2 separate regions of the Homo sapiens genome follow, and region 1 is linked to region 2. The links are chromatin loops, found by intact Hi-C in ENCODE. Cell type or tissue: Caco-2. All regions are shown on one strand. Links, peaks and the distances in the headings refer to the core of each region. The heading gives the core; the rest is flanking DNA. Region 1 has its middle 160 kb from the start of LINC02225. Region 2 holds the start of LOC101928505 (a long non-coding RNA gene).

Region 1 (8,347 bases), core at 282-8,281, 87 kb after region 2:
CCAAATGACTGATGCAGGTGGAGGGTGGCAATTTTTGAGTTATTTTTGTATCTTGTTTTTCCCTTTAGCTTTCATCAAGGTGACACTTTAGAGACTTAAGGTGGGTAAGTGGAAAGACAGAGAGGACTTTCTGTTTTCATCAACACCTGCAAGAGATTTTTCCCTATTCCAACAATAGCATTGATTTTACATTTTACTTGCTCTGAGCAGGATGATACACAAAGGCTTAGCATGATAGATAGTGTTTACTTATTTTTAGACCATTTGTATTTTTCATTTCATGAGACCTCTGCCATTGCACATTTTTGATAGAAAAGTAGCAATCTTTCCTAGGAACATTTCTGCTTTGCTCTTTGACTTGTTTCCCTTCTGCTGGCAATATAGTCATACTGCAGGCTGTTCAAGGATAGAGTTCTTTGTGAAGTGATGAAGATGAATTATTCCTGCCAGACACAAAAACAGTTATTTTACTTGTTACTTAAATTGGAAAGAGACAAAGAATACTGTTCAATTTTAACTTGCCAGCAGGCGTTCAGGGAAAAGGATTTTCCTAACAACTTGGAGAATGCACTTCTAAAACATCTGTCGACATTAAAGTGAGGCTAAAGATCGGTACCAGTGCAAAGCAGAGCTCAATTTTTCTCTCCAATTTCACCAAAATCAGTAGGGAAGGCAAGGGGTGGCAGCTTTACTAATTTATTGGAGAAATGCTCGGGTGAAATGTTGGAAAGACTCTAATTGTTCATGGACTCCCATGTAAGTATAAATTCTCTGCATTATATTTCCTATGGAGGTTACAGTGAGTAGAGAGAAGTTTTTTTGTGGTTGCCAAAATTTAGATAATAAAAGTGGGACTTCAAGATTTAATTGAATAGCTATAGCCTTGAATCAAGAGCAAAATAGTAAAATGTCATTATAGATACGTATCAAGAAGAAAAACAATCCATGATTTCTGAAACTATAGCAGAGTTGCACTGTGCTACAAACACCCAGAGCAAACTCCCCTCAGAGACCGCCCTAAAGGACAAAATGGTTCTTAACTGGAAAAAAAAACACCTTCTGGAATGTCGGCAAAGCATGTAAATTACAGATGATTTTTTAAAATGACTCCCCAACTTTGAAACTCGTAAGCAGATCATGAACAAATGTGTTCAGCAGAACCTGTGGTATGGCCTGGCAGCAACCTCGAGAGAAGGAACTGACATATCCTTACATTTTCAAGTCATGTTTTTACTGTAGAAAAAGAAAAGTGTTGCCTATCGCCCAGTCAATGGAAGTGTCAGAGGTGTGTGAAGTAGAGCAACTCCATCTTGAATAGGAGCTGGGTAAAATAAGGCTGAAACCTACTGGGCTGCATTCCAGACGGTTAAGGCATTCTGAGTCACAGGATGAGATAGGAGGTCGGCACAAGATACAGGTCATAAAGACCTTGCTGATAAAACAGGTTGCAGTAAGAAGCTGGCTAAAACCCAGCAAAATCACAATGGCCAGGAGAAGTACCTCTGGTCATCCTCACTGCTACACTCCCACCAGCGCCATGACAGTTTACAAATGCCATGGCAACATCAGGAAGTTACCCTATATGTTCTAAAAAGGAGAGGCATGAATAATCCACCCCTTGTTTAGCATATCATCAAGAAATAACCATAAAAATGGTCAACCAGCCGCCCTCAGGGCTGCTCTGTCTATGGAGTAGCCATTCTTTTATTCCTTTACTTTCTTAATAAATTTGCTCTCACTTTACCGTATGGACTCACCCTAAACTCTTTCTTGCACAAGATCCAAGAACCCTCTATTGGGGTCTGGATCCGGAGCCCTTTTCTGTAACAGAAGATGGAAACTTGTTTTTCTTTTCATGGTTTGTGTGTTTGGTGGATGAATCAGAGGTCAGACTTGGTCAGACTCTACAGTCAGCCCTTTGGAATTAGGGATTTTTTTCCCAATAACCAAATAGTGACCAACTCTTCTCCTGGCAGTGGGAATATTAAAATTGTTCTTTTAGGCCTGGCTGATTTTCATCTTGTGATGATGTTTTAAAAAAGCAGTCCTATTGTGTTCTCTCATAGTATCTCTCTCTCCTTGACTCCATTCAAATTGTAGGTGGTTCTCAGGAATGCTGTCTAGAGATGTGGAGACCAAGGTATATTTAGTCAAATTTTAGTATCGACATTCGGTTAATTAGAGCTATTTGAGATTGAATGGGAGACACTATGTCAAAAAAGACTCTTAAAAGTTAAAATTCAAGCTTTGATTACTAACTCCATGCCTATTTTCCTGAGAAGTATCTGATGTCTGCCTGAAACACTGTAATTCCTTTCTTCTTTCTTTTTTTAATCCCACTCATTCCTTTTAAAAGTTGACTTTTCTCTTTAATGCCATAGCTCAGGTGATCTATGACACATCTTCATTTCAAGGTTCATCCCTTTGTAATTCACTAGGCAAAGGAAATTCGAATCTCACAGGGACATTTATCTGTTCACGAGAAGAAAGAGGAAGAAAGGGGCCCCCTTAAGATAGTAAGGGAAGGGATTTAGGGAGAGACAAAGATATTTTTCCAGGACTTTTTTGCACCTAGATCCATTTTAAGGCCATTAATCCTTTGATATATGTTTGCAGGTAAGAGAACAAAGGAATCAAACTTGACTGCAATTGGATTCCACATGAATTATCAATTAGAGACATAAGAACATGTGATTTATAGGACTGTTTTGTAAGTGCTCCTTTGTGTAGCCTATTGACAAAGGAAGAGGAGAGATGTGCTGTGATTTCCCGGCCTTGTTCCAAAGCCCTGTTGCCAACTGCTTTCAGCTATGAATTCCCAAACAGATTTTAGCACTTACTTCCAAAACCAGATGAAGTATCAAAATAATTTCTAAAAGGCTAGTGGCAGTGCAAAGTGACAGTGACAGGGACTTACAACAGCCTTCCTGGACACCGTCCACCACCTCCCTACCAGCTGGTGCCCTGCAAGTGCATGCGTGGTGCTTTTTGCTTTCTTCTAACATAATCCTAATCGTGATGCTTTGAAATAGCCTAAGTCATTTTTTTTTCTAACTCCATTTTGAGGATGAAAGCAACTGTAACATCTTTTCTCAGGGCCTGGCATGTTTGAGGAGTTCAGTTAATATGTACTTGATAAATAAAGAAAAAACAAATAATTTGACTAATAGAAAAAGCTTCTGAGGAAGTTAGACTTAAGAACTGTATTCAGATCACATTCAGAAGTAGAAAAGGAGAGAAAACCAAGCCTCTGCTTGAACATGCATTCGTTCATTCTACATAACAACTCCTACGAGTTTGATTCAGTGATCTATTTTGGGGGTCCTGTGGATGTGGCTATTTGGAAACCATTAAGAGGCAGTGTACCAGCTCAGGGCAAAGCTTCTCTACATGACTTGCACTAGTTACAGTCTGATAAGTCTTTCTTGGGTTAAACAAGGAGAAAGATAAGTTTTAAAGTTACCTCTTGTACCTCTTATACCTAGAGTAAGCAATGCTTTAACATATCCTCTGATGACCTAATGAGAAAAGTAGGATCTGTTCTTTTAATATAAATCAGAACATGTTTACTAGGCACCAACTCTTCTCTCAGCCAGACTTAAAGACATGTACAGATATATAAGAGAGTAGAAGAAACAGTTTCTGTTCCCAGAGTCAATAAAGCAGTTGGATTGGAAACATTCCTATAAACAGAGACATGATGAACCATTTACTGATAGTTCAGGGGTATTTATGCTAAATTATGTTCCTTAATACTTATATCCAAATTCACTGACATCAACTTAAAATGAAAAAGATTAATCTAAATAAAATCTTGATATATCAGAAATTTATTACTGAAGGCCAGAGACTGAGGTCTGGGGTTTTGACCAACAGGGATTGGAAACTAGAAATTAGGGCAGTTAATTAAGGTCTTTGACTGCTGACTACAGAAATTCTTAGATTGCTTGGAATTTTCAGATGACCAAATCTTCTAAAGAGTAATAGTAAACAGCTGATCTTTATATCCAGGTCATATTTATCAGTCCTACAGCTCAATGCTGACCCCACGGGAAGGGCTGATGAAGGTGAATAAATCAGGATACAAACAGCCAAGAGAAAATCTGTAAATACAGAGGTGCTTCTCTCTTGCCCCAAAAACTTTTCCCTGTTCTACTCCCATCAGTCAACCTTCTCTGTATTCTATGAGATCCTAAACCATTAGAATCCTAGGCTTTGTTTTCTCCTTTCTCATTTGTCATATTATTTGACAAGGCGGCACACTCAATTTTCCAACCTTTTTATTGTCTTTTGTTCAACAGTGCTACATTCTAGCCTGGGTCTCAAAATCCTTCTCCTTGCTTTGCTTTCTCTAGGCTGCTGCCCTTCTTGCTAATTTTTTGATCTTCTCAACTGTACAAAGGTCATCTGTCTGTTGCACTATCCAAGTCAATTTGTGCAGTGAGTAAAGACGCAGAGTCTCTGTTAGAGCTCTCAGGTTTCTGTGTTCAAGAATGCTGGGCCAGTAGGCTGTCTTTTAGAGTGAGACAGTGAAGCAAATAATTCCCCAGGATGTTTTCTGAGATTCCATTGTTAAACTCCAGTTTTTCATTAATGGCTCTAAATGGTCATTATTGCAATTAAAAAAATTTTTCCCTGTGGTTATGTGTGTGTGTGTGCACGCATGTGTGTGTAGGGCCAGAGTAGTGCATTGGGGATATGAGATTTGAGGGTGAGAACTTTGCCTTGAAGATTTTTAGGTTCTGAAGGCAAAATCTAAAATTAAGGGATCTTACAAGAAAGAAAAACTATAGAAGGCAACCATAAGTTATAGATTTCTGGGGCAATCCAGTATTCATTTGTGATTCACTCAATACACATTTACTGAGACCTTATCTGCACCAGTCACCCTAGACATTGAGCAGTAAGATGCATGCCCTACCCTGAAGATGCAACTGTTTCCAGACAAACAGCCTATTCAATATGATGCAATGACTTCTGTAGTGGAAATATTTGCAAAATACTGTAGTAGCGTAAGCATTAGATTGTAAACTGATTGAGGGCAGAGCCTGGGTCAAATTTACCTTTGTGACCTCAGCATCTAGCTCAGGTTTTGGCACATAGTACATGCTTGATTTATATTTAATGATTGATTGAATGAATAAATATTTTCCCCTATGTGTCTGCCTATATCAACCATTTCTCTCCTGTTATTCTGATACATGGCTTCCCATTTTGATATGCAGCTTTTTGTCTGTGAGAGTGCTTTACCAATGTTTTGTATGTCTACTATATTCCAGTCTTTATTGGGCACCTACTTTTATATCAATGATACTCATTGATGAATAACATGTACATATATCAAAACATCTCACTATACCCCATGAATATATACAATTATTTGTCTATTAAAACATATATTTTAAAAAACCAATAGTTTTTAGATGCCACGTGCTTCAGGTGACTTTCACACGTTAAGTCTCACATTTGGTTGGGATGACATAAGAAGTCAAAAGGAACTAATTCCCTGTACCTTGGGTCACTTTTTAAAAGGAAAAAAATAAAGAAAACAAACCCAAATTCCAGTGTCATTAATGCCAATGTAAAGTGAAGCTTTTTCCTTGATGAAAGGGCCATGTATTTTGGGTCACATAACAAAGAGCAACATTCTATCCTTCCCCTGATTTTGAAATTATAAAATATTTCTTCTGTGTTTTATAAATACAGAAGACTAGACACAGTATAAGTAATAACAAAATGATCATCACGTCAGCTTAGACACGGCAAATGTGTCCTGCATAGCCCATCTCCCTCCCTCTGGGCCTCTGCTTCATTGCGTGGCCTTCCTCCTACTCAAGGGCACTCAGTACTCTGCAGGTGGAGCATGGAAGATGAGTCCTGGTGTACTTATAAATGGAAAACCATAGAGTAGCAAAATAGAATAAATGGTCACTTCATACACGCACATGACTGACTCTCAGAAACACACTGTCAAATAAATAAAACAAGTCACAGAATATACATAATATGACACCATTTACATTAGCTCAAATTTCAAAATCATATAAAATGTAATCATATGTCATTTGGAGATGCTTAAACAAGCAGTAAAATGATAATGAAAAACAGGAAATAATCATTTTTAAGGACTGTTTCTTTCTTTAAAGCTTTCTTTGATCCTTTAAAATATATTGATGGTCACTGGGTCACATTCATGCAAACAGGAAGAAGAAACCTTTATTCATTATGCTGGATGAATGAATTGGGTGGGATTCCTATGGACAAATTAAATGAAAGCTTAGTAGCTTAAGAAATTATTCACCTATCATTTGGCTTTTGCCTCAACTTTAAGAAACATCACAGGGTGTTTTACTTACTACAGTCTTTACAGTGGTGCTATGAAGCTTAAATATCAAGCTGAAGGCCCCAGTGACTGATTTTCACTTTTGCTCATTACATTTGCAGTGAACATCCTAAGTAACGAAGTAACTAGCTAAAGTAAGCTTTTACTAGTAATAGTGTGACAGACATAGAGGAAATACCAAATGAATCACAAATAGGCTAAAGCAGAAGAACACAGATTATCAGCTCAGTGTAAATTATAAACTTTGGGGCAATAAAAAGCCATAGTTAAAGTTTAAAATATTTAAATGCCAGGCTCTGTGATGTGTCCTTTTCTTATTTAATCTTTATGTGGCGCCTTTAAGTTAGGCATTATTATCCTGGATTTACGAAGGTTTGCAAAGGAGGACATTGATACTTACAGGGATTAACATCGCATGTCAAAAGTCATAAGACTGTTACTTGACAAGGCTGGGATTTGAATGCAGGTTCATTTGACTCCTAACTTCTTGCTTTTTCCACAATGTTATTAATGCTGCTTATCAAAAAGAAATAAGATAAGCTTTATCTTAGGTATGTGGGGTCTCGACACATCCTATTCAAATTATCATGTGGATAGGAAGCTATTATCAATGTAAAACAATTATATTTATCCATCATAGCGTGTAACCCTGAGACCTGGAAATTTAGGGGACAGAGAATGGGATGTGGAGTCAGAATACTTAAGTTTGAGCTCTTGTTTAAGTATTGGTTGGGGTCATGATGACACATTAAAAACTTGATTCCCAGTATACCTACCTGTACACTGACAGTAATAATGCCTTCTCTTATTTCTTGTTTGTTTATTCCTTCACTTTTAGCCTAATTTCCACTTTCATTTCCTTCCTCCTTACTCCCATAAGCAACCATTCTAATGTGTTTGATTGATGCTCATCTTTTAATTTGTAATTATTCTTATAAAATGTGAATTAAAATGTTGTGTGTGTGTGGTTGCCATTAGGGCTCTCTACCTATATATTCCAGTTTCTTTCCTTCCAGTTAGGATCACAATTATCTACTTTTTTGAGGTTGGCCATGGCCATTTGACTTGTTTTGGCAATGAAATGTCAGTGTAATTGATGGGTGTCATTTCTGAGTGGATGCCTTTAAAAGCCAGGATATGATTCACCATATTTTCTTGCCCTTACTACAGTGACCAATGGTATTATTTAAAAATGTATTACCTGGCACATACTTACACTAAAAAAGTATTTGCTTATCTGAAATTCAAAATTACCCAAGTGTCCTATGTTTTATTTGGCAATCCTATCTCCAGCAAAATCTTGTAGTTGTTACATTTTAGGGTTTCAAGATAACCTAATAGCAATAAAATCATTTACTATGTTCAATGTTATTTCAGAATTTAAAGCTTGTACCTCAGTAGCATTTTTATTTAATGTCATTGTTTAGAACATGTGCAGGGATGTGAAGCAAAGATTGGACAAGTGAAACGTTTGTCAAAGGGGTGTTAAATAGTGTCTTAGTTGGCTCAAGCTGCAATGTCTTACTCTGTTTTGGCTGTTATAACAAAATACCATAAGTTGAGTGTCTTATAAACAATGGAAATTTATTTCTTACAGTTCTGGAGGCAGGAAAGTCCAAGATCAAGGTGCTAACAGATTCGGTTAGATTCTTGTTCACAGGCGGCATCTTCTTTTTGTCTCCTCCTATGACAGAAGGGGCTACCTCCTTCAGGCTTCTTTTTTAAGGGCACTAATTCCATTCATGAGGACTCTGCTGTCATGAACCAGTCACCTTACAAAGGTCCTGTCACTTAAAATTATCACATTGGGGGTTAATATTTAAACATATGAGTTTAGGATACACACAAACATTTGGACCATAGCAAATAGTAACCTATGCATTTGATGCCTCTGACCTAATGGGTCTTAAAGAAGCCGATTATGCAGAAGGCATTTTAAAAAATTATAATTTCCACTTTTAATTTAAATTCAGAGGGTACGTGTGCACATTTGTTACATGGGTA
Region 2 (8,347 bases), core at 157-8,156:
TTGACCCAAAGATCATTCAGGAGCAGGTTGTTTAATTTCATTGTATTTGTATAGTTTTGAGTGTTCCTCTTGGTATTGATTTCAAGTTTCATTCCACTGTGGCCCAAGAAGATAACTGATATAATTTTGTTTTTTGTTTAATTTATCGAGACTTGTTTTGTGACCTAACATGTTGTCTATTCTGGAAAATGTTCCATGTCCTGATGAGAAGAAAATATATATTCCATGGTTGTTGAATAGAATGTTCTGTAAATGCCTATTAGGTCCTTTTGGTCTAGAGTACAATTTAAGTCCAGAGTTTCCTTGTTAGTTTTCTGCTTCTATGATCTAGTGCTGTCAGTGAGGTGTTGGAGTCTTTCACCATTATTATGTTACTGTGTATCTCTTTTCTTACATCTAATGTAATTTGTTTTATGCATATGGGTGCTCTGGTATTGGGTGCATATATATTTAGAACTGTTACATTTTCTCATGGAATTGATCCCTATATCTTTATATAATGGCCTTCTTTATTACTCCATTTTCACACAGCTAGAAAGAACTACCTGAGACTGGGTAATTTATGAAGAAAATGGGTTTAATTGACTCAAAGTCCCACAGGCTTTACAGGAAGCATGGCTGGCAGGCCTCAGGAAACTTACAATCATGGTGGAAGGTGAATGGGAAGCAAGCATGTCTTACCATGGTGGAGCAGGAGAGAGATAGGGAAGGGGGAAGTGCTACGCACTTTCAAACAACCAGATATTGTGAGAACTCATTCATCATCATGAGAGTAGCAAGGGGAAAACCAACCCCCATGGTCCAATCACCTCCCATCAGGACCCTCTCCCAACACTGGGAATTATAACTCAGCATGAGATTTGGATGGGACACAGAGCAAGACCATATCACCTTCTTTGTCTTTTTTTTTTTAACTGTTAGAGTCTTTTTTGCATTTTCTTTTAGCTCATCAGCTATCATTAGTGTTAGTGTATTTTATGTGTGGCCCAAGACAATTATTTTTCTTTCAATGTTGCCCAGGGAAACCAAAAGATTGACACTCCTGATTTCATCCGTTCACATTCAAGGTTAATGTTGATATGTGAGGTTTTGTCCCTGTCATAATGTTAATTGTTACCTAGTGGCTTTGTAGTGTCAATTGTGTAATTGTTTTATAAGACCTGTGAATTATTTTGTACATTCATTTGTTTTTACAATAGTGAGCATTGACCTTTTGTTTCCAAGTTTTGAACTCCTTAAAACATTTCTTGTAGGACTGGTCTAGTGGTGATGAATTAGTTTAGCATTTGCTTGTCTGGGAAATATTTTATTTCTCTTTCTTTTATAAAGCTTAAATTTAGGAGGATACAAAATTTGTGGTTGACAGTTTTTGTCTTTAGGAAGTCTGAAAATAGGACCCCAATCTATAGTGGCTTGTAAAGGTTCTGCTGAGAAGTTTACTGTTAATCTGAAGGGATTTCCTTTATAGGTGATTAGATGCTTTTTTCTTGATGATTTTAGAAGTTTTTCCTTCATATTGACTTTAGAGGCCCTGATGACTATATGCCTTGGTGAAGTCCATCTTGCAATGCATTTTCCTAGAGTTCTCTGAGCTTGTATCTGGATGTCTAAATCTGTCTCTCTCTCTTTTTTAGGTTTTGGGCTCTTTATCTTGCATTCAAAATTGATGATGAGAAATATCTATGAATGGCAGTAACCTGAAGAGGCATAAATGACAAGGAGTTGATCAACCCTGAGTTTTCTGATTTTCATTATGTAAAGTAGCATAAAAAGTATTTTTTTTTACTTTTATTTTAAGTTTAGAGGTACATGTGCAGACTTGTTACATAGATAAACTAAACTTGTGACATGGGGCTTTGTTGTGCAGATTATTTTATCTCCCAGGTATTAAGCCTAGTGCCCATTATTTATTTTTCCTGATCCTCTCCCTCCTCTCACCCTCCATCATCTAATGGGCCCCAGTGTGTGTTGTTCCCCTCCATTTGTCAATGTGTTCTCATCACTTAGCTCCCAATTATAAGTGAGAACATGTGGTATTTAGTTTTCTGTTCCTGTGTTAGTTTGTTAAGGTTAATGGCCTCCAGCTCCATCCACATCCCTGCAAAGAACATGATCTGAGTTTTTTTTATGGTTGCATAGTATTCCATGGTGTATATGTACATCATGAAGCTGAATTTAGCAGAATACAAAATTTGTGGCTGACAAGTTTTTTTTACACTTTTTTAACAAATCTAATCTATCATTGGTGGGCATTTAGGTTGATTTCATGTCTTTGCTATTGTGAATAGTGTTTCAAAGAACTTTTATGTGCATGTGTCTTTATAATAAAATGATTTATAGTCCTTTGGGTATATACCCAGTAATGGGATTGCTGGGTCAAATGGTATTTCTGTCTTTAGGACTTTGAAAAATTACCATACTGTTTTCCACAATGGTTGAACTAATTTACACTCCCATTAACAGTCTATAAGCGTTCCTTTTTCTCCACAACCTCTCCAGAAATGGATGTCTAAATTTCTACCAAGCCTAAGGAAATCTTCCTTAATTATTTACTCAAATAAGTTTTCCAAACTTTTAACTTTCTCTACATCTCCCTCAGAAATAGCTATGACTTGTGCATTTGGTTGTCTTACATCATTCCATACTCCTCAAAGGCTTTGTTCATTTATGAAATTCTGTTTTCTTTATTATTGTCTGACTGGGCTAATTCAAAAGATCTGTCTTTGAAATTCTTTTTTCTGCTTGGTCTAGTCTATTATTAAAGCTTTCAACTATATTTTGTAATTCAATGAATTCTTCATTTCTAGATGTTCTTTGTGTGTGTGTTTTGTTTTAATGTCTACCTCTTCAGCAATTTTTTCATTGATGTCTTGAATTGTTTTTCTAATTTCTTTGTGTTGGTTTTCAATTTTCTTTTGTATCTCATTGAGCTTATTTAAAATCAATATTTTGAATTATTTATCTGGTATTTCAAAGATTTCCTTTGGATTAGAATCCATTGCTAGAGAGTTAATGTGATTCACTGGGGTGTTTTAACACTCTGTTTTTTCATATTACCAGAATTTTTCCTCTGGTTCCTTTTCATCTAGATAAACTATCTCTTCTTCTCTCTTTCTTTTTTTTGAATTTACTTTCGTTTGGAAAGGAATTTTTTTCCTCCTTGAGGATGTGACTATGCTGTATGCTGTGTATGGTTATTTTACTTTGGTTCTGGATGCTTTCAGTGGCAAGGATTCTATGTGTGTTCCATGGTTATAGATAGCTTTTGTGTGGTGGCTTTCTCAAATGCTGGTTGTAGCTACATACTGGGTGGGTTTGTGAGCAGGTTCACTGCCTCCTTGGGTATCAGGATAGAGGAAGTCTCAGGAATCTTAGCTCATTCCTCACTGTTGTGCGCTTGTGTCAGCAGGTTTTGTATTACACTGTGCAGTTCAATCTCCAGGCCAGTAGGTGGCATTTACAGGTAACAGCTGACTATCTGCAGAAGCAGATGGGCATATACTTGATCTTTGTTTACTGAGAGAAGCTCTCTTTTGCTTCAGCCAATGGGCTGTTCTGTGGACCACCCACAAAGCTGGGTGGAGCTGGACTGTCAAGCTCAACTTTGACCTCAGATATCCCAACGGTAAACACGAGCACCAGACCTGACTGGGTGGTTGAGGGAGCTCCTGGTGAAATGTGCTGAGGCTTCTGCTGAGGTTTCTACCTCAGCTCCACGGCCTGGCCAGGTAGGAATGCAATTCACCTTCCTGTCATGTTTCTGTCCTGGCACTCCAGACATTCGGGTCAGACAGACCTCACTATCTCCAAGCTGCAGTGAATCTGAGAGCCATGAAAGGTACCTGCTCTGTGATTCTCTACCAATGTGGTTATGGTGTGGAACTTCTTTTCTCAGCCCAAAACGTAAAACTTTGAGGCTCTCCTCTTCTCTGCTTCAGGAATGCTGCTGCTCTATGTAGAGAGTGGGAAGGGCCCTGCCATTTTGCAAGCCTGGGCCTGGTAAGCACACTGCCAATGGGGTACATCCACCCCTAACAGTCCTAGAATGACCATCCACCAGCATGCCTATGTCAGTCTCCTATGCGTGCAGCCATGGCTGTTTCTGCAGTAGTTGTGGGGAGGGTAGAAAAAAGAGGTCTCCCTCTCCACAGCCATGCTCAAGCACTGGGGCCATATGGCCACTGGGGTGGAACATATTCCTTTCCCACAGAGCTGAGCATGGCATCTTTGTCTCTGCTGGAAGAGACACAGTCAACTTTACCGCATAAGTGGAAGCTCTCAAGCACAGGAAAGAATGTGCTCTGGTTTCCTTTGCCCCAGGGAAGAGGTACTTCCTTGGTGGGCTGCACTCTCTCTTCCCTTAGGAGCAGCACTCCCTGAGACCTGGGCCATGGGCATTCTGCAGCTTCTCTAGGTCCAGTCAGGCCTGTGTGGCTGTCACAATCCCAGCTGGTGCTGGGGAATGTCTGTGGGAGATCTGGCAATGTGGAGACACAAGGGCTGAGGTTACCTGGGCAGAAAACAGTCTCACAATGGGTATGCAGCAAATATGGCACCTGCTACCACAGCTTGGGTCCAGGAACAGGGTGAGTGACTGTGTGCAAGTTGGTAGTCTGGTGTGATGTCCTCAAAAAGTTACCAAATCACCACCCATACTAGTGCTTGGGCTCATGAAAGCAGAGGAGACCTCTAAAGTTTGGAAACCAGCAGTCTGCTGCAAGGGTGAAGGGAGCCAAGAACATTTACCTTTTTGATGAAATACCAAGTCCCTCAGGAGGGTTTGATCTCAGCCAGCCTTTTGCTTCTGTCTTTTTCTGTATGGTAGCTTCTTCCTGTGAGTTCTCCAATAGTTCCGGCACCCTCTCTTTAATATTCTATGTGAGTTTTGATTATTTACCTCTACGTTCCATTCTTCTTTCTGAGGAGAACTTACATGTGACCTCTCTAGTCAGCCATCTTGAAATTTATAAAACCTGAATTTTAGTTTTTTATATTATGGAAAGGTAATATGTTTATAGAAATGTTTTGATGTGTAGAATAATATCTATAGATGTAAGTAAAGGATATTTAAAAGGAGTTTTTTTCTATGTGACTGTACCCAATTTGTCTGAGAAGGCAGCAGAGGGCAAGTACTTTCCCATCCAGCACATGCTGTGAGATCACCTGTGCAGGATGTTCAAGTGCAGTAGAGAAGGGCTGATTTTATGACATTTATCTCAATATGCACTTTGAGCATAAGAAGGATTGATATTTAAACAGAGGATTTTCTGTGTACTGGGAGTCTGCCCTCACTCCCAACACCGGAAAAGTGCTGGGTGCTTCACTCTCACTTCAATCTAGTGTAAAGTGCTGCAAGGTAACCAATCAGGAATCTTGATGTGTTCCTGGATTTGGAGGGACACAGTAGTTTACTGTCTGTGTACTATGGAAGATAATCTTGAAATGAAATATTGGCTGAAGCCATGTATGAAGGTGGGGAAAGAGCTAAGGCTGCACTTTCACCATTTGGCATGAAGGGGGTACTTTCCCATGGGCCTGATGTGAAAGCTGGAGCCTCTGAAATGAATTCTGCAAAGGCAAGGGGGCCCTGGAAGTATGAGAATGTGGGGTTGGTTGCAGAGGCAGGAGCTGATGAGGAGTAGCAATTGGTCAGCTAAAGAAGATACATCAGGGACCTCTGAAGAATTCACAATCATATGCTCAAGAAAAAAGTCAGCTTTGGTCACACCACCAAGAGCATCAACACTGAGCAAATCAAGCAGGTCTTTTCCTGCTTTCTTTTCTTTTGTTTCTCTCCCCTTGCAATCCTGCGGATTTGGGTATAAGGTAGAGAGAAGCTGACAGAGAAACAAGATGTCTGCTTTCTTTGTTTTCCACTGTAAGTTTCCGAAGGAGGCCCAATCTGGAGTAGGGAGAAATAGTCAACTTAAAATGACTTGTGGAATTTTAACTATTACAAGAACCTGTTTGAATTAGTGAAATGAGACAGTTCTTGCAAGTAGAAATGACTATAGAATTTTTAATTGTTCAACAAACAGAGAAAATCTTTTGGGCTCCTTAACATTTCATCCAGGGGCAGGGAAAAAAACCTAGCCACACCCCATAGAGCAGGTATTATGGGCTGGCATTGAGATGGAAAGAATTACAATGCTCGATGACTTTATTTTTTAAAGACAGGTTTACCCATGATTATTGTGTAAATACAGTTGCAATCAAATGCTGTTTGCTTACATGTTCAAATGATTGTTTTCTGTGAATTATCAATGTTAAATTAAAAAAACCAGAAAGTGTTTAGTAAAACCATTTCAAAGTTTATTTATACTATTTTAAAAAAAATTCTGGCTGCATTTTGAAAAATTGGGGGCATTTCTTGAAGATGAGATTTTAAGAAGTTTTTCAAGAAAAAAAACACAGGAATAAGTGTAGAAACTTAAGGTGGGAGAAGGTAAATGCAATGCAAGTAGAGAAAATGAATAGGTGGCTTTAAGAAAGAATTGGAAACTGGAGGGATATAGGAGGAATTCGAGAGAAACAAGTGCATGTGTGTATGTCTGTTGCTCATAGTGGTGAGGGTATAAGCATCCTTCTCCCTAAATCTAATCTTTCTCTTAGACTAACAGGTGCCTTGAACTTTAGGAAAAGTAAAATTTGAAAATGTATCTTTGCATTATTTAGTGATCTTTCCTTCCCTTAACATGACTTTTTTCAGAGCTCATCTCTGTGGTTTGGCATGGCTACAGTTCACTGTCCTATTTTAAAAGACAATCCCAGGTTATTATGAGGAGGGTTAGCTGAGGAGACAGAGCAGGACTGTCTCTCAAATCTTCTTCTGGAAGGCATGAACCGAGCATGTACAAGCAATAAACCTATTTCCACAAGCTTGTCAGTGTATTAAGCCACATACAACATTGATATATTAGTGCTAAATCTCAAATTAGCTACTGGATTTTTAGAACTAAGGGAGGAGAGCCAAACAAAGAAGTTTCTTGTGAATCTATAGCAGCTCCAGGCAGCTGATGAGCTACCAGCCGCTAGTCCTATGAACAGATATTCTGGGCTGTCTATTTATAGTGCCATCTTGTCACATGGGCTGGCATTGTTGTCTGGCGTTATTCTTTACTGTCAGGGAGCTTTACTTTTGGAATAGCCAACTCCTTTCAGTAGACTAAATGGGTTTTTAAGCAGGCCAGCACTGAATCCTGGACTGTACAGCCAAAAAGGTGTAGAAGTTCTAACTCCCTCATTTTTTACACAGGGAGAAATTGAGGTCCCTAGAGATTAGAACACTGCTTAGTTACAGAGTTAGAAATACACCCCATGCCTCTTGACTCCAAGTCTAGTGCCTTTAGCAAAAACTTAAACTAGGAATTTTGTTTTGTTTTGTTTAGATGAGGGTGAGTTTTGGATATGAGGGGGCCAAAGATTTTTAAAAAATTCTTAAACCATATAATTAAACAAATTAACATTTTGTAGTGTCTGAGGCTCCTCTATTATTTGCATAAGCAAAGGAAGAAAAAGAGATGCGTATTCTTTCAACACTTGCCACTGATAATGGTAAATATATGTTAACAATGGCATGATCTGAATAACTTCAAGAAAGACTCAACCCTGCTTATTTAGGTGCAGGCTTAACACATGTAGGTGTACTCAGTTGACCAATGGTATCTGTGACCCTGGATAAGGCACTAAGCAGTCCTGAAAATGTTTCCTCTGCTGTTAAAAAAATTGACCCAGACTTGTTTACATGTAAAATTTTAAAAATTGTAAAATATTTATGAGGATAAAGTATTAAAATTATTTTTTGTAATTGCTACATTGTAATTATAGAAGTGCATCCTCTTCCGTATACATCTGTTACCAGGGCAACTGCATGGATAGTCTATGGAGTTGTACTCCAGGGGTGCAATTAACATAGACTATGGTGCAGGCGGTAGCCTCACTGGCTTTGAACTATGCAAGGGCCCTGCTACCATATGTGATTATATCTTTTTGTTAAAAATAATTTTTTATTTTTTATTTTTGTGTGTATACAGTAGGTGTATGTATTTACGGGGTACATGAGATGTTTTGATACAGGTATGCAATGCATAATAATCACATCATGGAAATGGGGTGTCCATTCCCTCAAGCATTCATCCTTTGTGTTATAAACAATCCAATTATACTCTTTTCATTTTTTTAAATGTACAGTTAAATTATTATTGACTATAGTTGCCCTGTTGTGCTGTCAAATACTAGGCCTTATTTATTCATTCTATTTTTATGTACCCACTAACCATCCCCTCCTCCCCGACACCTCCCAATACCCTTCCCAGCCTCTGGTAACCATTCTTCTACCTTCCGTCTT

What was found. Peaks named below come from ENCODE experiments on the same cell type or tissue, not always from the same donor. Only the 100,000 strongest peaks of a DNase experiment are listed, where the experiment ranks them.
Region 1: a loop joins it to region 2, with 7 times the contacts of the local background. A loop is called at or near these places in 2 of 110 quality-filtered maps.

The regions. Positions count from the first base shown.
Region 1 is chr5:57,734,050-57,742,396 of GRCh38, forward strand. No RefSeq gene overlaps it. Among named protein-coding and RNA genes, the nearest start is that of LINC02225, 160 kb to the right of the region's middle. RefSeq lists an enhancer at 967-2,166. In Caco-2, for the core only: no CTCF peak of the experiment used is centred there; a DNase peak (open chromatin) is centred at 1,382.
Region 2 is chr5:57,647,032-57,655,378 of GRCh38, forward strand. It overlaps LOC101928505 (a long non-coding RNA gene), which reads left to right and starts at 3,629. Exons shown (of 3, transcript NR_104668.1): 1 at 3,629-3,728. In Caco-2, for the core only: a CTCF peak has its summit at 3,473 (motif pointing right); a DNase peak (open chromatin) is centred at 3,560; H3K4me3 peaks cover 275 bases; H3K27me3 peaks cover 142 bases.